Linked DNA regions of Mus musculus: region 2 is linked to region 1. A link is a loop called in an ENCODE intact Hi-C map of the cell type or tissue named here. Cell type or tissue: heart. All regions are shown on one strand. Each heading gives the region's core, and the rest is flanking DNA. Links, peaks and the distances in the headings are about the cores only.

Region 1 (11,807 bases), core at 1,149-9,148:
CCCATTTAATATCTGGGCTTTATTTTCTTTGTCGTGTGTGTGTGTGTGTGTGTGTGTGTGTGTGTGTGTGTGTAGCACAGCCTAAAATATCAAACTTTCGTACTCTGTGGGTTTCTCTTGGTAAAGGGATTCTATTTGCTAGGTTGGACCCTGACAGAGAACCGGCTCCTCTAGGTTTTATATCTGACAGCCGTCTGGATTTTCTTTTGAAATTATTTTATTTTATGTGCGTGGGTGTTTGCCTCCATGCAGGTCTATGTACTGTGTGTGTCCAGCTGCCTGGGTTCACAGCGTGCATTTATTGAGATGGTGTGTTAGCCCTCACTTGCTGTTCTCAGTATGAATGGCTCAGGACTACAGTCACGACTTTGGAAATGAGAATTGTCTTTCTAGCACGTTCCTGGGTTTTCCTTATGTGTCGCTGACCTTCTTGCCGATAGGAGCATTGTGCGTGGATATTCTTTGAAGCAGATTCAGGTTTCTGACCGTGTTTTGGGTGTACAGAAAGTCATCTCTGGGAACTTTGGAGACCATTTGCCCGTGTGACTGTTGCCGCGGTCCTGTATCAGACCGGCCTCTCTGCTCTTGTAGTTCAGTGATTGGGGGAGAGGCAGTCGTGAGTAAACCCGGACATTTCAGTGGTCTTCCTCATTTTCTATATCTCTTAAAATTATATAGAGATTCCTAATTCAAGTTTTGGAGGGTTGTTCGTGCCTTGTTATTATTATTGTACATGTTTTATTGTGAAACAATTTTTTGTAATTATTTCTTCAACTCAAGGTGACCGCTTCCTTAAACATCCTTTTGATTTGAAAGTGTAGATGACAACCCTATTCTCTGTAAATTTATTTCTTTCCCTCCCTCCCTCCCTCCTATCTGAAATCACTCTCATGTAGTCCAGGCTGGCTTTGAATTTGCTATGCAGCTCAGGATGATCTTAAATTCCTGACCCTCCCACTTCCACCTCCCAAGAGCTGGGCCTACAGACGTGCGTGCGGCCACACTGGGTGTTATGCTCTGCTATATCCAGGACATCATTCTGTTTTCTGGGTACATCCCCAGGTTGACCTCATCTCCCTGGCTGTGTGTTGAAATTAGGAAAACTCAATAATTAGAAGTGCTCTCAAGTATGCTCATTACCTTACAAGTCTGCTCATTGTAGGTTCGGAGTGAGCACTATATATGTAACTCTGTATAAATTTTACAGTAGACTTTATTTTACCTTTTTAATTTTACTTATTTTATTTCCTGTTTGTTTATTTGTTTTAAAATTTAAAATAGGCTTTATTTTCTTCTGTCACAATCTCATCAATTAATTAGAGATTTCAGAAGCTGCATTTGAGGTGTTAGGATGACAGCAGGGTATTTTTGATTGTCAGGTTCATGGGATTTATATCATGCCATCATATTCATTATCGTCTCTGTAACGCGGCATTTTGTTTCTAGGTTGTAGGCCTGTATCGATTGTGTGGTTCAGCGGCGGTGAAGAAAGAGCTTCGAGAGGCTTTTGAGAAGGACAGCAAGACTGTTGGTCTGTGTGAAAACCAGTACCCAGATATAAATGTAATAACAGGTAAAAACATGGGCATTATTTTGTGTTCTGTAGGATATTATTCTATAGGAAAGAATGTGGAAATAAGTGTTTATAACCTACGTTTGATTTGCTTTTGTTCTGAAGTCTTGCTTTCCTTCATAAACTGACTGTTTATTCTCTGAGGGGAGGAACTAAGATGCAGATCTGTTACTAAGCAGCCAACAGCAGACCTGTGTCTTCAGGAGAGAAGCAGCCGCAGGAGGCAGCCTGACTGGCAGACGAGTGACTGATTAAAAAACTTAGACTTACTCGGCAGAGGATCCATTAAAGTGTTTTGAGTAGCAGACTGCAGTCATTCAAGGCTATTTTGAGGGATGTTAATCAGGCAACTGTACTTGATGGACTTCAGAGACGAGAGGGAGAAAGTACACCCTGGAGATCTCGGGTGAGGGGGACCTGAGGGTACACACATCCAAGGGAACTTGGTTCTCTGCTGCTGAGGAAAAGCTATCGTGGGAATTGGGGCGTTCCTCTTTCCTCCCCGAGTCAAGATCTCATCAGGTAGCTCAAGCTGGCATCAGATTTGCAATCCTCCTGCCTCAGCCTCCCAAGTGTTGGGGTTATATGGGTCAGCACCACCATTCATTCCCAGCATGAAGAGACTTATTTGTCCCTGCGGCAACTGTAGCCGCACGTATAGCATTGAGAACAGTACTAGTAGCCGTGAGGCACTGGGAAAAAAAAAAGGAAGCTTGAGAGTAACTGTCATAGAGAATTCAATCTATGGATTGTCCATAAAACCGATAAAAGACAAGTACTTTGGCAATCTGTCAGCTTCGGAGGTAGCAGAGAAGGCACAACCTTGGAGAGTTATCTGAAAGAGACAAAGTCTGGGAAACTGGAGCCTGCAGAGGTTACAGACAGTGCGGTTGCACTGCAGGGTGTGTGTGTGTGTGTGTGTGTGTGTGTGTGTGTGTGTGTATGTTGGGGGAGGCGGGGCTTCTGAGAGGAGAACAGGGAAAGGCACTTGAATTAGCCTGTGGGGAGGTAATCTGCCCCGTCCAGTTCCTTACTGTCTTAGTTAGGGCTTCCCTTCTGTAAACAGACACCATGATCTTTATAAGGAGAACATTTCACTGGGGCTGGCTTACAGGTCCCGAGGTTCAGCCCACCATCGTCATGGTGGGAAGCATGACAGCGTCCTGGCAGGCATGGTGCAGACAGAGCTGAGAGTTCTACATCTTCATCTGAAAGCTGCTAGTGGAAGGCTGACTTCCAGGCAGCTAGGGTGAGAGTCTTAAGCCCACACCCACAGTGACACACCTAGTCCAACAGGGCCACACCTCCTAATAGTGCCACTCCTGGGCCAAGCATATACAAACCATCATGTTCACTTACCATTTATTGTGTCTTTTTAATTGCTACCGTTTAGAGGCCAGTGCAGAAGCAGAATACCGTGAGAGAGAGCCCACTCCATGCACCTGACTTTCACAGTCATCAGCACCTGACCGGACTTACGGTCTGCCTCTCTCTCCAGCCCATGATTTGTTATTGAGAAGCGAACCCCAGGCCGCAAACCTTTTCATCCGTAGGTACTCAGTGGCATTCCTCTGCCTCAGTGTACTCTGGCAGGTTTGCTTTCTTCGCTGAAAATGTCGTCTACCATTTCCTCTGTCTGAAAGCATTGGTGCTTATCTCTCCTAACTTGTAGTCTTATCTTACACACTATCAATTTCAGGTAAGGATTTAAGGAAAGTACACTTACCTGAAGAGAGAGTGTACAGTGACGTTTGCTTTCAGGGTTGTGGCTTTGTGAAGAGTTGAGGTTCTGGCTCAGGGTGCTGAGTGACTTAGGTAGAAGGCTTACTGTCTGTCATCTTGAATGATGTGACTTGATCTCAAGCTAAGAGAAATCAAACCAAGGTATTTTTCCATTTTTATGGTTTCTTTTCTTTTCCTATTTTTCTTTTTTTTTGTTTTTTGGTTTTTTGAGACAGGGTTTCTCTGTGTAGCCCTGGCTGTCCTGGAACTCACTCTGTAGGCCAGGCTGGCCTCGAACTCAGAAATCCGCCTGCCTCTGCCTCCCGAGTGCTGGGATTAAAGGCGTGCACCACCATGCCCGGCCCCTATTTTTCCTTTTGAGACAGGGTCTCACTACATAGTTCTGGCTGTCCTGGAGCGCACTCTATGTAGACCAACCTGGCCTCGAACTCAGAGAGACCCTCCTACCTCTGCCTCCATGTCCCACTGTACTGCCTCATAAAAATTTAACAACTTGGAAACTTAAGTTTTTGGTAAGGAGCAGCTTATTGCTTTAAAAAAGGAGAGAGAAAATACACGCTTTGCAAAATTAGCAGAGGATTCACCCTAAGACTTCATTAAAGGAAAGTTTCGTAGATACCTATTTCTAGGAAAGTATAAACAAAATGAATTTTTGTCTCAGCAAAGCCTTAGCCTGGAAGTAAAGTGATGCTGTGTGCTTGTGTCCCGGGTGGAAGCTGTGATTTGGGTCGGCTGTTGTGTTTAGGAAGAGATCCTTGGGGCTTGGACATGAACACAGGTTATGGAAGGTCTGGTTTGTGGCACTCTTTTCTGAATAGGAGTCTGAACCACAGACTCCATGGCTCTTGCCCCCGTTATTTGCACTATTCCGTTTCAGTGAAGCTAATTTTCAAAAGAATTTGGAGCCGCTTTCTTTCTTGATTAAAAAAAATATAAAAGACAATGAAATGTTTTATCTGAGAAGCAGCATTGGAATTGGGATAAATTACACACAGGGCCACCGAGCCTCAGGGGTGGGGGAGGGAGGGAGGGAGGGAGGGAGGGAGGGAGGGAGGGAGGGAGGGAGGGAGGACGCCGGACCGTGGGTTTGGGAATTGGCCAGTGACAGCTGTCTCATATTCACTCTACATGAACTCACAGTTGTGCATAAACTGTGGAAAATAAGAACTAAGTGAGTCTGAAATACGAGGAACGAACGGAGCATGCCGATGTATCCACGTGATGCCGCATGCTCAGAAGTTAATGTGCTTTTAGTTGTTTTGTCTGGAACAGAAGGCAACAGTCCAGACAAAGTGCTTTGCTTTAGAGCAGGTACAGAGTTTAATGTATGGAGTCTATCTAGTGAGATCTTTGATACCTTGTTTCCGGTTTCATTTTCCATCATTTTAAATGACTTTAGCATCCAAACCACCGGCTCAGAACACTAGACTCTTAGTTCTTTGTCATCCCAAGTGGTTTGTTTATTGAGACGGAAACTCATGAAATAGCTCGGCCTGGCCTCAGATGTACAATCCCATGTTAGCCTCCCAAGTGCTCGGATTACAAGTGAGCACGCGCATCTCTGCGCCCAGTGACCTTCACGTCACCTCTGCTGTAGTGACTCACTCCTGAGAGCTAACCTGGTTTTGTCATCCAGAATCCGTTTGCTGCTTTCCAGATCCACCTCTTCCTGTCCTTCAGGCCTTTTTTTCTCTCTTACTTTCCAGTTGCTCTTCCCCACTGAGTCTCCTTTAGCTTGTGTTTGCTTGCTGCTTTCTCCTAAGTCCTCACTGTGACCGTGTTCTTCTCCATAGTTCATTATTTCAGCCTCTTCCACTATATGTCCCACGCCGCTTTGGGAAGACCAGTGCCTGTGGTTAGCCTTACATAGCAGCTTGATTGAGGCATAATTGCCATACAGTAAAATGTATGTATGTGCATGTGCGCATCTGCACCGTGCACATGTGTGCTTGTTTGGTTCCTGCTGAGGTCAGAGGAGGGAGATGGAGTCCTGGCACTAGAGTTACAGATGCTGTGAGGTAAACTGAACCCTGGCCTCCAAGAGTGACAAGGCTTGTAACCACTGAGCCATGTCTCCAGCCCCACTGACTGACTGTGGGCTCCCATTACTGGTCCGTCAGGCTGCCTGTCTTGATGCCTGTGGCATCACACGCATGACTGAAGCTTAGCAGGAAAATTTGAAATTGGCAGGTGTAGCTTCTCCCATTTCTCTTTCCAGGACTTTTGGACTTATTTGGATTTCTTACATATAATTTTTAGGATCAGTTTGTAAGTTTTTGTGACAAAGCTAGCTGGATTTTATTCTATTTTCTATTTGGTGATAATGGTGATCAAATTAATGGCTTATGCACGCTAAGTAAACTGTCTACTTCTGAGTTATACCTCCAGCTCCTAGCTGGGATTTTGTTAGGATCTACATTGATTCTGTAATCAATTTAGGGTCTATTGTTATCTTCACAATGTTATCTTCTGATGTAGAAACATGGGATATAGTTGCTTTTTTTTTAAGACTTAGTTTTCTGAGTAAAGTTTTGCCCCTGTTTAGTTTCCCTCAAGTATTTAATTCTTTGTGGGGCTAACGTGTGTTGGGGTTGCTTTTTTCTCTTCTCTTCTCTTCTCTTCTCTTCTCTTCTCTTCTCTTCTCTTCTCTCTCTCTGTCTCTCTCTCTCTCTCTCTCCCCCCCCCCTCCCCTTTCCTCCCTCTCCCTCCCCCCACTGGTCTTCTCTCTTCTCTCCTTTCTCCCTCTCTCCTTTGTCCTCCACCCCTTATCTGCCTGTGTCTCATTAGTCTTGGTCTCCTCATGCCTCGCCCATGGGCTCCTGCCTCCTCACTTCCGGGATGGGAGCAGCGCCCTCTGCTTCTGCTTTGGCCAGGCTGTTAGTGTTTGTATCCATTTCCATTCTTCCCACTTCCCGCCTCCCTTGGTGTTGGATACAAAGGATCTTCCCGACATCTTGAAGTGGTTCCACTCCTTCCTGTTTTCTCAGGAGTCTCTGCTTTCTTCCCAGCGGACTTCCCCAAGTCCAGGTGATTACGGTCCCTCTCTTCTGGGCCTTGGAGACCTTTCTGTTGTGTTCTCTCATGCCCATTCATCTCCTGACCAGCTCTCTGACTGGCCTTTGTTCCCTGTGACTGCTTGCCAAGACAGCTGATCTTCTTTTCAGATGAGTCTTTTTTTTTTTTTTTTTTTTTTTTGTCCTTATCTCTCATTGCCTCTAAGTCATTGTCTCCTATACCTAGCTACAAAATCCCTCTGCAAGAAGAATTTGTTTATACATACAGGGGCCCTGTCAGGAGATCTCAATGCAGGGCCTGGAACAGACCGATCCCCACAGTATTTATGGCCATTCTTATCTAACCTAGTTAATATTGTGCATCATTTGGTACCTCAGGGCCTGTCTCGAAGCAGCTTTTCCTTGTCTTCCCTGGACGCATCCACGTCTTTCTCCTCATCCTAACACCACCGTTTCTCACCACATGGGGTCTTTTTTTTTTTTTTTAAGATTTATTTATTTATTATGTACAAGTCCACTGTAGCTGTCTTCAGACACACCAGAAGAGGGCATCAGATCTCATTGCAGGTGGTTGTGAGCCACCATGTGGTTGCTGAGAGCCATCTCTCCAGCCCCACATGGTGTCTTTTAGTCCCTCTTTCTTCATCACGTTTGAGAGAGCTCTTTCCTTTGGAGTTATTTCCTAGTCATCTCTGGACGCTGCTTATTGCTTCCTGAGTGTGTGTGCGTGTGTGTGTGTGTGTGCGTGCGTATGTGTGCATGTGTGCGTGTCTGTGTGTGTGTGTGTGAGAGAGAGAGAGAGAAGAGACAGTCTCTCTCCTCTCTCTCTCTCTCTCTCACACACACACACACACACACACACACACACACACACACGCATACACACACGCGTGCACACACACTTTGGAGTAGGAGCCCAGGCCCCTGTTACCAGCCCATCATGGAGTTTGCTGTGTAACAGAAGGTGACCTTCAGTTCATATCTCCAGGCTTACACCTCCTGGGCAACAGTCATCTCTCAGTTGCTCATTCTCAGGTCCAGCTTGTTGCTCATGTCTTCCTGAGCTTTCGAGATTTGTGTGGAGCAAACTGTCTCGCAAACAACCTTCTTCCTACCTGCTCAGCTGTAACCCCTCCTGGGTCCCTGATTTCAATCTATAACTGAAGACTCACTTGGATGGGGTTAGGGTTAGGGTTAGGGTTAGGGTTAGGGTAAAGCCCGAACAAAACCTGGCAAACAGTCATGTCCTACCTTCTGGATGGTAAAGCCCGAACAAAACCTGGCAAACAGTCATGTCCTACCTTCTCCAATCTTGCTCAATCACAAATGTTTTTGAAAATAAACTTATTACAGATAGTATTCTTCAGGCTTCTCTTAAGAAACTTACTATAAGCCGGGCAGTGGTGGCACACGCCTTTAATCCTAGCACTCGGGAGGCAGAGGCAGGCGGATCTCTGAGTTCGAGGCCAGCCTGGTCTACAGAGTGAGTTCTGGGACAGCCAGGGATACACAGAGAAAAACCAAAAGAAGAAAAAAAAAAAGAAACTTACTATAGATAATATTCTTCATTCTTCTCTTATATAGCGACAAGTCTGATGCTTCCTGCTCTTGACCTTTGCTTTAATTCACCCCACCCCCACCCCCCACCCCACCCCAGCACAGGGTTTCTAAGTGTGACAGCTCTGGCTCTCCTGGAACTCACTCTGTAGAGCAGGCTGACCTCAAACTCCAGAGATCCGTCTGCCTCTGACTCCTACGTATTAGGATTAATGGAGTTCTATAGCACGCCCAGAGACTGTTGTTTTGATTTGCTTGGTGTGAGGAGTGATCTTTCTCCTTTTGTATGACAGCGTGGCACCATAGACTGCTGGTCTAGTATATCTGTTTAAGATACACGTGCAGCATCAGAGGGGAGAGTCATTGATGTCCCTCTACGATTTACAACAGCTTTGGACGGATGGTTCCTTTTCTGTGTCCCTTAAAGATTTTGAAGTTCAAAATTTGGATAATTTAACGGTTTACAGGCAGTATTCGTATTCCCTCCTTTCTTAACTAATACGTGCAGGACTTTACACAGGGGGCAGGGTCCATAGGACTTAGGTATCAAGAACAGCTTTCATCACGCCGTAACAGAACTATGGAAATCATGTCTGTATTTTAGCATGCTCCAAACAAAGCTAGTTACTAAAGCAACTTACGGGAATATAAGTCGCCAGTGTTTTGCAAGAATCCCTTGTGTTCATATTATTTTTTCAGAGTGTTAAAGCTGACTGCCATAATGTTTGCATTTCTAAAGAGTTCACTGTACTTACCGGACTGTGAAGACCCATCTCTACTGTCTCTGGTCTAATTTCACAGGGGTTCTTAAGGACTACTTGAGAGAACTCCCTTCTCCCCTAATAACCAAGCAGCTGTATGAGGCTGTGTTGGATGCCATGGCGAAGAGTCCTTTGAAAATGTCGTCCAGTGGTTGTGAGAACGAGCCCAGTGACTCCAGGCTCACTGTGGACCTCCTGGATTGCCTGCCGGACGTTGAGAAGGCAAGTGTGCTTGATAGCCGTTTCTCCCGAGACCCAGCCCGTGTGTTAGCTCACATCATCACTGTCGGTTAGGACTCAGACATTTGTGGCAGGTGGCCTTTGGCTCTGCCTTTACGGCTTCTGAAACGTCTCTTAGAGATCAGTTTTATGTTTTCTGTGTGTATCGTTAGCCCAGGCATGAGTGTGCCTTCTAAGTCCTGCTTTACAGATTTATTTCATTTTATGTGGATGTTTGAGTGCCTGAGTGTTTGTATGTGCACCACATGCATGCCTGGTGCCCACAGCAGTCAGAGGAGGGCGCCAGATTTCCTGGAGCTGGAATTCCAGGCCATCTTGAGCTGCACTGCTTGATATCAGTGCTAGGAACGGACCACCTGTTCTCACCGGCCTTCTCTAGAGCAGCAAGCACTCTTATCCGCTAGGCCATTTCTCCAGCCCGTGATGAGCAGTTTTAAATTTGCATCCATTTAATATAATTTATAAAGAAATTATTTAATTTATAAATATGAATTATAATTATAAGCAAATTGTAAATGTAATTTATAAAGCTTATTTCTTAAGTTGATGATGAAATATACTTCAAAAAGAAAATCACTCTTTTTCCATAGGTGCTTAAAACAAATAATTTTTTTTCAGCTAGCTTCCTTCATCTCTTTCTGTTTTAGCTTTTAATCTTCTTTCATGCATTACATCCCTCCCAGTTCCCCTCATTCCAGTCCTCCCCGTCCCGTCCTCACGTCCCTTCTCTCCCAGGTTAGCTCCTCCTTTGTTGACCTTCTGTGCCCAGCTCGGGAATTTTTCTTTTTTAATTCTATTGTTTTTTTTTTCTCTCTTCATAATTTTGACTACTTAAAATATTTATTAGTTAACACAGGAGAAACATGTTGGCCTTCGAAATCCATCTTTTCCCAGAGGATCGCCACAGTTGTGCCTGTGCCCTACCTCAGGCTACCTAGTGTAGCAGTCCTCACTAGAAACCCGAGGATCATGGGTATTTGACATGACCTCTCCTTCACATTGCCACAGCTGCTGTTGGCACTGTAGAGAGGGAGGAGAAAGCTGGTGGGAGGCCCGTTGGAATTTAGAGTATATTACTAAGTATTTTATATAGACATCTAAGCACTTACTGGGTTAAATTGTGTTTGGACATACTTAGGCAACCCTGAAGATGTTGTTGGATCATCTGAAACTGGTGGCCTCCTACCACGAAGTGAATAAGATGACCTGCCAGAATTTGGCTGTGTGCTTTGGACCAGTGTTGCTTAACCAGAGGCAAGAGGCTTCAACCCACAACAACAGAGTCTTCACCGATTCTGAAGAGCTTGCCAGTGCTTTGGATTTTAAAAAACACATCGAGGTTCTTCATTACTTGCTCCAGCTCTGGCCAGGTAGAGGATTCTCTGGAGTACATTTCTTTAACAGCAATGGGATGTCTGGATTAGCTAATGATTAAAATGTCCAGATATGGTTGGGAAAACAAATCTAGATTTTTTTTTTTTGCTTTTTCTGTACTAAGGAATTGAGACCTGCTCTGTATTGTTTGCTATTTATATTTTGTGTTTGCTCATAACATTGTAGACATTTGAGCCATCGTATATATTTTGGGCTTAGTAAAAGCTGGCTCAGATTGCTGGTTGTGCCACTTAGGGCACTCTGACTTTGGGAAACTCTTTATAACCGTAGACGTAACTGTGTTCCATCTTAATCTCATGAGTTTATAGACTTTGTGTGAAAATTAAGTACCAAGATGTCCCTAGGGTGCTCAGCACAGCTTTTAGCACATAATATTCTGTTGCTCACCTTAATTTAATTTGTTTTGAACCAAAATTCTTTTTCTTTTTAAGCCTATTATTCTTTTTTGTATTTTTAATATTTATTTTATTTTTACTTATGTGATGTGTGTGTGCGTAGAGGAGCCTGAGAAGGCCAGAAGATCCCATTGGGTTCCCTGCAGCATGAGTTAAAGAGGCAGTTGTGAGCTACCAGAGCAGAGGTGTGGCTCCTCCGGAAGAGCAGCGAGTGCTCGTAACCAAGTCATCTCCAGCCCACGTCCATTCTTCCTTACAGAATTACTATGCTAACGGTTACTCTTAAATTACTTCAGCTCATGCTGGCAATTACCTTTTGGTCTTAAGAATTTGTGTGGTGCTGAAAAGGTGACTCGGCAGTTAGAGCACTAGCTGCCCTCCCAGAGGTTCAATTCCCAGAATTCACATGTGGCTCACAACATCGAGAACTCCGGTACCAGGGACTCTGAAATCCTCTTCTCAGCTCTTGGGGCACCGGGTGTGCACAAGGTGCACAGACATACATGCAAGCAAAACGCACCCCGTAAAAGGTTTTACGATTTGGTTTTTACATTTCATTTAATATTTTGTGCGTGGGGGGTGTGGATATGGATGTGCATTTGAGGTCAGAGGACAGCTTCTCTCCTTCCTCCTCGTGCGTCCAGTGGACGGCGCTCCGGCCCTCATCCTTGACCCATAAGCTCGTTACTCAGCGAGACATCTTCCAGCCCTACCCCGACCTCTGTGTGCTACACGCACGGATATAAATGTAAACAGATTCAGTATTGGCTACATTATATGCGTGTTTTGCTTGCATGTCTGTCTGTGCTTCACATGTGTGCACATCCGTGGGAGCCAGAAGAAGGTGTCAGAGCCGCTGTACTTGAAGCCTACAGACAGTTGTTGGCAGCTGCGTGGGTGCGTGGGTTGAACCTGGGCGCACACAGGAGCACAGCACTCCTCACCTCTGAGCTGTCTCTCTAGCTCATTGACTGTATCTTAATGATAACGTACGCCACGGTCTTACGTTCAGTATCTTTTCCCAAAGACTTTTGTTGCTGGTTGTAATAATAACCTTTCTCTAGAACCTGTTATTTTCCTTGCAAGTACCCTAGACAAAAGATAGAAGCGGGCAGAGGATGAGAGGAAA
Region 2 (11,807 bases), core at 1,605-9,604, 60 kb before region 1:
TAAAAGGTAAAAATACATTTACTCAAGGGAGACTCAGGCATTGTCGATCCAGGGCCAATAAAAACACCGAGGAATGAATGCCAGCAGTCTCCTGTAATTAGTTTCTTCGTGTGTATTTGGTTCAAAGAATGTCTTACCCTTGGGTATGCAGAATGCATACATCTAGAGAATTAACATCCAAAATTGACCTCTAAAGTACCAGAAACATGATTCAGATGGACCAGACAAATGTCTTAGGGAAATTAATATACATTTCAATCTCAGACTTAACGTTTTAAAGATCTTTAAAGCCACCCAAGTGTTAGTGGCATGTGTGTACCTTTTTTTTTTTAACATTTATTTTATGTATGTGAGTCCACTGTCGCTCTCTTCAGACACACCAGAAGAGGGCATCAGGTCCCATTACAGATGGGTGTGAGCCACCATGCGGTTGCTGGGAACTGGACTCAGGGACCTCTAACCACTGAGCTGTCTCTCCACCCACTGTGTGCACCTTTAATCCCAGAGGCAGGCTGATCTCTGAGTTTGAGGGCCAACCTGGTCTACAAAGCAAGTTCCAGGACAGCCAGGGCCACATACACATTTCCATATCTCTTGGAAAATAGATAAAGAAAATGAAAGATCTTTAGAGTCTTAAAGTAAAGCAGCAAGTGTAAGCCTGTATCCTTCATACAAAACTAGGTTTCAAGGGCTAGGGGTGTGGCTCACTAGGGGCGTGGCTCAGTGGTGCTTGTTTGCTGTGTGCAAGGTCTACAGGGACCTGGGTTCAACCCCTACCACAGACAGATAATGTAGGCATGTAGTGTATGTCTGTCTGTCTGTACGTGTGTGTGTGTGTGTGTGTGTGTGTGTGTGTGTGTGTGTGTGTGTGTGGTGTGTGTGTGCACTTGCGCATGTGCATTCAGCATTTCACTTGTTTGCTTGAGGCAATGATGGGTATCAAACCCAGGGATGCACATTTATGTGCAAGGAGCTATGCCACCCAGCCCTCACTGTGTCTCGAAAAGTCTCCAGGTAGCCACAACCTTTCCTTGAAAGCTGTTCGGTTTCCTCTTTCATTTCTAATTATGGCTTGTGTTTTAAAATCATAGCACCTAGACACCAGCACCCACGGGACGTATGAGAGCAGCCTTCCCACAACTGATGCTGTCTCTGGTGTGAGCATTGCTTTGCTTTTTTAGGCTCATGAAATGACAGGCTTAGAAGCCAGACTTGGAATGCCACTTCCTGCAGGTCTGTAGTGCTCTGCTCCACGGGGTCTGGAACTCCCTCTTTGCCTGTTTACCATTTCCTGAAAAAGGGAAAGGAACAGAGGAGTTGATGCCATGTGTACCATTGAAGAAAGAGAGCTATTCTCCTGGCCCAATTACCTCCCTCTACTCCTAAAGGAGACTCCCATCCTAGCAACCCGCTGTGGCAAGCCTTGCAGTTTTGGATTCCTGTTTTAAATTTAGAACTCCACTCCACAGGAAAGTGCCATGGGATAACTAAACAATCACTTCCAAGTGAGGAAGTGACTGGCAGCAAAGGACAAGCAAGCCGATGTGGGAGTAACTCTAGGGTGTCAGTACTTGGGAAATTTTAAACCCCTGGTTGCTTTTTTCCTATTTTTCACTTTCAAGATACAAACACACACACACACACACACACACACACACACACACCACACACACACACTCACACACACACAGACACACACACAGAGACACACAGACACACACACACAGACACACACAGACACACACACAGAGAGAGACACAGACACACACACACACCCCTGTGCCCTGTGGCTTTCTTACTACCCACAGGAAGTTCCCATCATTCCTCATCACGTTTAGCCTTGAGGCCTAACACTAACAAGAATGAAGTGGTCCAAGCCGGGGCGGTGGTGGCACACACCTTCAATCCCAGCACTCTGAAGTCAGAGGCAGGTGGATCTCTGAGTTCAAGGACAGCCTGGTCTACAGAGTGAGTTCCAGGACAGCCAGGGCTACACAGAGAAACCCTGTCTTGAAAAACTGAAAGAAAAAGAAAAGAAAAGAAAAGAAAAGAAAAGAAAAGAAAAGAAAAGAAAAGAAAAGAAATGTGGCCCAAGAGCCCTGCCATAGAATTTCTTCCATACATCTGGAGCCTGCATGTCAAGTTTGTAAGACAGCTCACCCTACCCTCTCCTTCCTCCTCCTGATTGCTTTTATCCCTCCTCCCCTTCTCCTCCAGCTCCTCCTCTCTGCATACTTCTCTCACTCCTCCCTCCTTCCCACTCCTCCCTCTTCCTCCTCATCCTTCAATTCAGCTTAATTACTTGAGTTCCCCGAAGCTCCCTGCCCTGCTGTCCCTCCATTAACAAACTAATTAGTGCAATTATCTGTGCCGTCTGAGGCTACAGATCAGTTGAAGCCTGTCATTGAGGTTAACAAATGAGAGGGTTAATTTTTCCTGAATGCTCCATAGTTGGGAAAGAAAATAATAAGCCCTTGTATTTGTGCTTTTGCGTTTTCAAGCTCCCTTCCCGTGCCTGGCTGCCACCCAGAAGAGGGGCTTACTGTGGGTTTCCAGGCTGTCTGAACCCCAAAGATAAGTGGCTGAACTCTGAACTACAGCTTGGAGTTCACTACTACACACCAACGGGCTCCCAGACTAGCTGCTTCAGGATGGGAAAGGATTTTGGTGTGTTTGAAAATAGATTTCAGGGCTGGAGAGATGGCTGAGAGGTTAAGAACACTGATTGTTTCCCAGAGGTCCTGAGTTCAAGTCCCAGCAACCACATGGTGGCTCTCAACCATCTGTAATGGGATCGGATGCCCTCTTCTGATCTGTCTGAAGATAGTGATGGTGTACACACAGCATAAAATCAATAAATCTTTAAAAAGAGAGAAAGAAATAGATTTCCAGGTCCTCTGGAGCCAACCAGAGATGCTAACTTAAATAATTCCGTGGTAAATGGCTTTTTCTAGATAAACTGTATTTTTGTGTATTTTAAACTGTCTTAGAGGGTGCTGAATTCGCCCAGTGGGTTCTGGCTGGTTATAAGCTACCTGGCTTTTCTGCTCTTTTTCCACTTATGTTTGCACTGTAACCCTAGAAAGGCGATCTCGTGCCACCCTGGCCAGGGAGCTAAGGCCCAGCTCCTCACTTCATCTGCTTGCCCTGGGAGTTGATTTCAGAGCATACAAGCTGGCACTGAAGAGAGTGGCTTATGGAGCATTCAGATTTTCTTGTTATTTTCAGGATTTCAACTCATTTTCCAATGGGAATTGTGGGAATTTGGTGAGTAGTGAGAGAGAATGTGTATCAGTGGTCTCACAGAAATGTCTCAAGCTAGGGAAACAGCCTGTGTGCCACAGAAGCACACACACAAAGTCTACATGCTTGTGTTTGGGGTTTGCTGTTATTGTTTTCCTACAAATATATTTAGTCTTTTCAAAAACCAGAACATTTACACCCAAAATACACCTTATTATTCCTAAGTCCAGTTGCTTCAATTAATTCTCATTATATCAATGTTAGATATAACATTGTAATATTAATAGTCACAAAAGTTTTCCTGATAATGAAAAATGATAATTGATCACTGTAGATGTTCTAAAAATAGACACAGGACCCTGTTTCGAAAAACCAAAAAAGAAAAGAAAAGAAAAGAAACAGGAAGCAACTATAGGCAGAAAATCTACTATTCTCTTAATTTTCTACATATATCAGGTACATAGATATGCTAGACAAGATCAATATTCTTTTATTTAACATTTAACCTTTTCAGTCCTGCAAGGATTTTTCAAAAATCTATTTTTGGGGTGCTAGAGAGATGGCTCAGCCGTTAAGAGCACTTGCTGCTCTTGCAGACGGCCTAGGTTCTGGTCCCACCACCAATATTGAATGGCTCACAACCATCTGTTCCAGGGACTCTAGCACCTTCTCTGGACTTTGAGGGCACCTGCATGATTATGGTGCACATATATAGATTAGGGCACGTATGCGCACACACATGCATGTACACACACACAAAATGGTTTTAAAACTATTTACAAGTATTCAAGTTCATTGTATCATAATTTATCATTTAGTTACCAGACAATAAAGCTTCTCAAAAAAATTTACCACAATAAATAACACTATAGTGGGCATTTTAAGTCTTTGGTAAGAGTGTTGATCATGAATTTGCCTTTTTTAAGTTTTCAACATGAAATCATAAACGCTTAGAGTTCTTTGATTGGCTTGAATTTGTGCTCCTAACTTCTTCTCCTGTTGGGGGTTGGCGGGACCTCGAGCTTAGTCTCATGGAGCTCAGGTAGTCTTCTAAGTACCTGGTGGAGGATGACCTTAAACTCCTGATCCCCCTGCCTCCACCTCTTCCATTTGAGGGTTATATGAGCCACTATGCCCAGCTTCAGCTAACTTCGTGAGGCTACATTTGAATAACCGCTTTCAATGTTTCTGTGCACCTTGAAATTCTAAATGTTAAGCTTCCTACCACAAACTACCTCTTTGTACCAAGAACGTGGCGTTTCTTCTAGGCCCTCTTTTAGCTCTTCCCAAAAACCATGCTCCTGTTTTTAGACCGCTTCAAAAGCGGCCCTCGTCTGTGCTTCCGTTGAGAACCTGGTCGTTTTGCTTTCGGCAATAGAAATCGATGACTGAAATGGAGGAAAGACAAATTTGGAGTGAAAAGAACACTCCAGAAGAAAAAAAAAAAAAAAAAAAAAAAGCAAGTAAACCGGCCCCTCCCCTCCACTCCCGCAACTTTTATTTTACTAAAACAGGGTGGCAATTAGCAGAGACAAACCTTAGGTGGAGCTAGAGGCTGCTAAAAAACTGGCAACTGCCTGGAGCGCTAGAGCATCCCTTAGATCCGGGTTTTCCTTGCTGCTGGAGGCAGCCTGAGCTACCCCGAGAAGAGAGTACAGGCACTTCTCCCCGCTCCTACAGAAGGATGCCACCTGCTCATCCCGGTTTGAAGGGCTGAGGAAATCTCTCAGCCCCAGCTCCTGATAGAGTCTGTCTGAGGGTTAAAAAGCAGTGCCCAAGAGAGGATCTCTCAGGAGGAGTAACAGGACCCAGTCTCCCTCCTAGCCAGGGAATCACATTTCAGTCGCCTCCGAGCTGGCCGCATCTGTCACACCTGCCTAATTGGCTTATGACATCTGCAGAGCGCAGGAGAGCCTTGCATTTCATATGGGAAGCAGCTGGGGCACTGTGAGTCTGAGGCCAGCTTGAGCTAGAGGGCAGGTTCCAGGCCAGCATGCGCAACAGAGTGAAACTGTCTCTAGAAAACACAAAAATCCTACAACACTCTTGAAGGCAGGAAACAGCAAAAGTCACCATCCTGTCAGAGATAAAACCCGCACGAGTCTTCCTCCTGACCCCTCCCCCAACCCCCATGATGCTTTCTTCTTCACCCGCCCCTTGCCTTATCTTTGAAACATTTTCTTATGAATGAAATTCTCCCAGTTACTGAAGTCGCGATAAAAGCCCCTCCTTAATTGCCCCGACCGGAATGGAAACAGCAGTGTGTTTGTAATGGCTTCCCTGCCATTACAGTGTTATCATGTTGGTTTACAGGACAGCAGTGTATACTTAAAAATCACAATTATTACAATATAAAAGTAGGTGAAATAGGTTTAAATTTGCTCTTTTATTAATACAGGGACTCAATGTGTAGCTCATCACGGCCTCAAACTTCCTTTGTAGCACAGGTTGACCTCAAACTAGGAATTCTCCTGCCTCAGCCTCTCAATGCTTAGTAAGCATCCTAGCTCAGTGCTGGGATTACAGCCACTGCATGTGGCTTAGGAAAATATTTTCCTGACTGTTTGGCTAAATAGAAAATCCAACCTACCTGAGACCCTCAGCCTCAGCCTCAGCACCCCCTTCAGCCCTGAACCCCCTCGGCTTGTTTAACTCTTCCAGGCCGGGAACATGGCTCCCTTTTCAGCACCCTTTAACCACACAATCATGAAGTGCTCATTCACTGACAAGCCCTCTGGGTTTCTCTTCTCCTCAGTTCACTTAAGATAAAAGAAGTTGCAGAGAGAGAGGAGACAGCAGTCTGTCCTCTGACTGTACGTTAAATGTCCCCAAGGGCTCACATGTTGAAAGGCTCAGTCACCAGCCTGTGTCATTACCAGGAAGTGGTGGTGCCTTTAGAAGGCAGGACCTTGTGGAAGGAAATGATGTCACAGGCATTCGTCCTGAAGGGACCCCCCCCCCCCGGGGGTCCAGATCCTTCCTCTCTTTTGCTTCCCAGCCACCGTGAGTTAATGACTTTGCCCCGCCGTGTACTTAGCACCATGATGTTCTACTTCACCACAAGCCCAGAGGACAGGGCCAAGTGACCACCAGCTGAAAACCCTGGACCATGAGCTAAAATGTGCTTTTCTATAAGCCAGCTGCCTCCAGTCTTCTGTCACAGCGATGGAGTCATCTTTACGTTTTCGACTGATTAAGTCCCCTACTCTCAACCCCTCTCTCCTACCACAAAGCGATGCACTGTCTCCTTTTTGTCCTTCCTCCTCCTGTTTTCCCTAAGGTTTCAAAGCCAGAGCCTAGATCCGCCCCCTTCAGTGTCCTCCCCTTTCTGGCTGACTAGAGTGTGGATGTGCTAACCTCCTTTTGGTGACAAGCCCAGGAAAGTGATTCAGAGACACGCTGAGAGATGACTGAGTCCCCGAGAGGGACTGAAGTCCCTGAGTGATGACTATGAAAAGCCAATCAGCCCTGAAAACACGGACTGTTCATTCGCATTAAACTGAGGCTATGGGCTGGGTGTGGTGGCGCACGCCAGGACAGCCAGGGCTACACAGAAAAACCCTGTCTCGAAAACAAACAAACAAAAAAAATGAGGATATGGAGGTGGGGGAGGGGGGATCTTCAATTACTGTAGAGCTTCACTAGGCTTTGGATCCTAGCTTGTTTATTGTATAAAGTGAGGACTTGACCTCGCCAAGGTATGGTTAAGGGGAAGGTTGGTTTTTTTTTTTTTGGTTTGGTTGGTTGGTTTGTTTGTTTTGTTTTGCTTTGCTTTGTTTTGTTGGTTATTTGAGACAGAGTTTCTCTGTGTAGCCCTGGCTGTCCTGGAAGTCACTTTGTAGACCAGGCTGGCCTCGAACTCAGAAATCTGCCTGCCTCTGCCTCCTGAGGGCTGGGATTAAAGGCGTGTGCCATGCCCAGCCCAAGGGGAAGGTTTTTATTGTAGGTATGAGAGAGAGTACAGCCAGAGGCATCTGGAAGAGTCCAGAGTGGGAGAAAATGTCGCACACTGAGTAAGACCAGCAGACTGGATGGACCATGGGCGGTGGGGAGGGGAGTGAGAGAGGGGCAAGAGAGAGGGGCCCAAGAGAAGACAAGAGAGAGAACCAGGAGAGCACAAAGCCAAAATGCCAAGGTTATGTGGGAATGAGCAGCTGGGGGAGGGAAGCCCACAAGCTGGAGACATTTAACAGGGGCCAGGATAAGAAGAGCTGGGAAGACACACAGCTACTTGCTCTACCGAGAGAGTCTAGAGGCCAGCATATGCTTTGACGCCATTTGTCATTCCTGGCAGTGATAAGAAAATGACTCCTTTGGTAGAGGGGAACAGAACAGGGCTCCAGAATTAGGGGCAGTGGATTTTCCTTTGACACTTAGAGAGCATGTCACAGCTACTCTGTGATATCACTCTTGGGGTCTATCCTGTCCCTGGCTAACAGCTAAAGGCTTACGCTCTCCCCGGCCTCGTTTTCTTATCTCTAAATGTTAGACAACCCCAGGAACTATTTTACAACTGGGAGATAGTTCAGGCAAAAGTCCTTTTGTTCCCGCTCTTTCTTTGCCTTCCGTGTGGGTTTAGAAGTACTTAACTGATAAAAGAGTCCCAACGGTTCCTTTATCAGTGTTGGTACTGTGGTTTGACCTTTGTCATGCGTATAAACCTCAACTGTAAGACTCTTTAAATGGACAACATTGATGGAAATTTTTATTATATGCCTTAAACCATCAACGAATTAATGAACAAAAGCCAGGTGTATTCTTGCATGCCTCTAATCCCAGTGTTTTGGAGATGGGGGTAAGGAGATGGGGACTTCAAGGTTGTCTTTCTTAAACTAGCTTAGCCAGTTCAAAGCCAATCTCTGATTCAAAAGTCAAATAAACAAAAATCTAAAACTTACTGTATAATATACATCACCACGAACTGGATGTGCTGTGCTGTGTTAGCTGAGTGGATAAGGTGGAGCCCGTGATTCTTTGCCCATGTCTGGTACTCCTCTCTGATTGGAAGGTAGACAAGTCCCAGCTCTTTTGAAGGCAATCCAGGCCTCATGACTGGCCTCAAGGGCAGTCAGTTAAAAACCATCTGACAGCTGGATGGGAAGTCTCCCTGGTCTCTTCCCCTAAAGCCAGTGCAAGATCTGTTGAGCTGGGTCCTGAAGAGGCTCTGTGGAACACGTTGGCTATGTGGAGTGAGATATAAACCTTTGTTATGTTAGCAGCATTGGTTATGCAGGTATATTCCTTGTCTTTCTCCAACACAGGATGTCATTAGAGTATTTAAGTCTAAAAGTTGCACTGAAAGACCCAGGAGCTAACTATCTGTCACAGTGGGCTGTCTATCACAGTTGACTGTCTATCACATGGTTGTCTGCCATAGTGGACTGTCTATCAGAGTTGACTGTCTATCACAGTGGGCCGTCTATCACAGTGGGCTGTCTATCACAGTTGACTGTCTATCACAATGGGTTGTCTATCATAGTGGACTGTCTATCACAGTGGGCTGTCTATCACAATGGGTTGTCTGCCATAGTGGACGGTCTATCAGAATTGACTGTCTATCACAATGGGTTGTCTGCCATAGTGGACTATCAGAGTTGACTGTCTATCACAATGAGCTGTCTATCACAGTGGGCTGTCTATCACAATGGGCTGTCTATCACAGTGGGCTGTCTATCACAATGGGCTGTCTATCACAGTGGGCTGTTTATCACAGTTGACTGTTTATCACAATGGGTTGTCTGTCATAGTAGGCTGTCTATCACAATTGGCTGTCTATCACAGTGGGCTGTCTATCACAATGGGTTGTCTGCCATAGTGGACTATCAGAGTTGACTGTCTATCACAATGGGCTGTCTATCACAGTGGGCTGTCTATCACAATGGGCTGTCTATCACAGTGGGCTGTTTATCACAGTTGACTGTTTATCACAATGGGTTGTCTGTCATAGTAGGCTGTCTATCACAATTGGCTGTCTATCACAGTGGGCTGTCTATAATATTGGGCTATCTATCACAGTTGACTGTCTATCACAGTGGGCTGTCTATCACATTGGGCTGTCTATCACAGTGGGCTGTCTGTCACAATGGGCTGTCTATCACATTGGGCTGTCTATCACAGTGGGCTGTCTGTCACAATGGGTTGTCTATCACAGTGGGCTATCTATCACAATTGGCTGTCTTTCACAGTGGGCTATCTATCACAATGGGTTGTCTATCACAGTGTGCTGTCTATCACAGTGAGCTGTCTATCACATTGGGCTGTCTATCACAGTGGTCTGTCTATCTTAATGGGCTTTTTATCACGATGAGCACTTTCTAGAATTTTCCATGACACTCTCACTTTTGTTTTTGTTTTTGTTGTTTTGACATAGGATGTTAGTATTTCAAACTGGAAATCCCCCTGCCTCAGCCTACCAAGAGCTACCACCATATTGAGCTCCATGACTGAAATCAGGCCACTAATGCTAACATTCTTTTGAGATTTAGAACATATCAAATGTTTCCTAAGAGCTTCCTATGTATACATGCATCTAGTCCTGCATTTAAAATTATTTTAATTGGAAGGCCAGTGGGCAGAGCTGACTCCCAGACCTGAGTTACCTCATACTCAAAGCAAAACCCAACAGAAATAGCAAAAATAAATGTAACCGACAGCTACAACAAACACCTAACAGCTTCCCACTTTAACTGACCAAGTGTGTTTTCTCTGTCTTACTTCCTTGAACACCTTAAGAAACTTGAAACAAGCTCTCCCACACTGCCCTGCAGTGTGGTTACTCAAGGCTTGTGACTGATGACTTCTGATCAGATCATCCTTGAATGCTCAGTCTTTAAGAGTGGAATGTGCCCAATCTAAGTACATGTATATTCAAAAAATATATTCAATACTTTTTATAACCCCTGAGCAAGGAAGCTGAGAGCCAGAGACAACAAGGAGCTAACACAGAGAAAGCAGTGAAGCCAAGATGTGTCCTTAGGCTACCACACACAAGCTTCAGAGTTACAGTGCTCCTACACAAGGAATATGCACTTAGAATTCATTTCAGCACACCCTGTACGTGGTAGCGTACACCTTTAATCCCAGCACTCAGGATTAGAAAAGTGCAATGTCTTTTTTTTTTTTTTATTTCGAAAATAGATGCTATAGGGACTGAAGAGATGGCTCAGTAATTAAGAGCACTGACTGCTCTTCCAGAGGTCCTGAGTTCAATTCCCAGCAACCACATGGTGGCTCACAACCATTGGTGATGGTATTTGATTCCCTCTCCTGGTGTGCCTGAAGACAGTAACGGTGTATTTACATATATTAAATAAATAAATAAATAAATAAAGTTAAGAAAAGAAAAAGAAAGTAACTACTGATAAACAGAAAAGGGAAAAGCATTCATTCTTATCAGCAAAACAATTATCAGTTATTTTTATAGAACATATTTAACAGGAAAGATTAGATACGTATACTAAGAAAACGAGGGCCAGCAAGACGGCTCAGTGTGTAAGGACACTTTTGTCCAGCCGGATGACCTTACCTCAGACACCAGAACCTACATGGTAGAAAGAGGGAACCAACTCTGATCTCTATGTGTACACTATGGCATGTGTGCACACATATAGACGCACACACACACAAAATAAATAAATAGTTTCGAAAATGTGAAACGTAAAATATGTCTAGAAATTATAGGGGTTTTTTAATGATAAGATTGTTCTAAAGTGAAGAATATAACGTGTTTTAGGTAGAAGAACTTAAATATTACAAAAGTTAATAACTTTTTAAAATTAATTTTATTTTACTTTTTGAGCCAGTGTCTCGTATAACACAAAATATCTTTGGACTTGTTTTGGAGCCAAGGATGACCTTGAATTCTTTTTTCTTTTTTTTTAAAGATTTATTTATTATTATACATAAGTTTGCTGTAGCTGACTTCAGACGCACCAGAAGAAGGCGTCAGATCTCATTGTGGGTGGTTGTGATCCACCATGGGGTTGCTGGGATTTGAACTCAGGACCTTTGGAAGAGCAGTCAGTGCTCTTACCCGTTGGGCCATCTCGCCAGCCCTCATGTTGATAACTTTTGTCTTAGGACCTATTAATGTATAACCAGTGGTTTAAGCAACTGTCTTAGACACTGTTGCTTTGAAGAAACACCATGTCCAAAGCAACTTATAAAAGGAAGCATTTAGCTGGGGCCTTGTTTACGGCTTCAGAGGGTTTATCTACAGCCATTAAGGTGGGGAGTAGGCAAGCAGAAGCTGAGGTAGCTGCTGAGAGCTTAAAGCCTCATTTGAAGACAGCAGGCAAAGACAGAGAGTAAGATTAGTGTGGACTTTTAACACCTCAAAGACCATCCCCAGTAACACACCTCTTCCAACAAACCCACACCTCCGAATCCTTCCCAAATAGTTCCACTAACTAGGGACTAAACATTTAAACGGGGCTGGAGAGATGGCTCAGTGGTTAAGAGCACTGACTGCTCTTCCAAAGGTCCTGAGTTCAACTCCCAGCAACCACATGGCGGCTCACAACCACCCATAATGAGATCTGACGCCCTCTTCTGGTGCATCTGAA

Evidence for each region. Hi-C counts contacts between places; a loop is a spot of excess contacts. Peaks named below come from ENCODE experiments on the same cell type or tissue, not always from the same donor. Only the 100,000 strongest peaks of a DNase experiment are listed, where the experiment ranks them.
Region 2: a loop joins it to region 1, with 2.4 times the contacts of the local background. A loop is called at or near these places in 3 of 42 quality-filtered maps.

What each region holds. Positions count from the first base shown.
Region 1 is chr3:146,005,570-146,017,376 of GRCm38, forward strand. It overlaps Syde2 (synapse defective 1, Rho GTPase, homolog 2 (C. elegans)), which reads left to right. Exons shown (of 7, transcript NM_001166064.1): 4 at 1,447-1,573; 5 at 8,689-8,870; 6 at 10,027-10,258. Gm40166 (a long non-coding RNA gene) reads right to left here. Exons shown (of 3, transcript XR_867698.2): 2 at 3,300-3,437. Among named protein-coding and RNA genes, the nearest start is that of Gm40166, 19 kb to the right of the region's middle. In heart, for the core only: a CTCF peak has its summit at 6,763; a DNase peak (open chromatin) is centred at 4,872; H3K27ac peaks cover 665 bases.
Region 2 is chr3:145,945,394-145,957,200 of GRCm38, forward strand. No RefSeq gene overlaps it. Among named protein-coding and RNA genes, the nearest start is that of 2410004B18Rik, 13 kb to the left of the region's middle. In heart, for the core only: a CTCF peak has its summit at 4,785; DNase peaks (open chromatin) are centred at 4,868, 6,158 and 6,588; H3K4me3 peaks cover 784 bases; H3K27ac peaks cover 3,603 bases.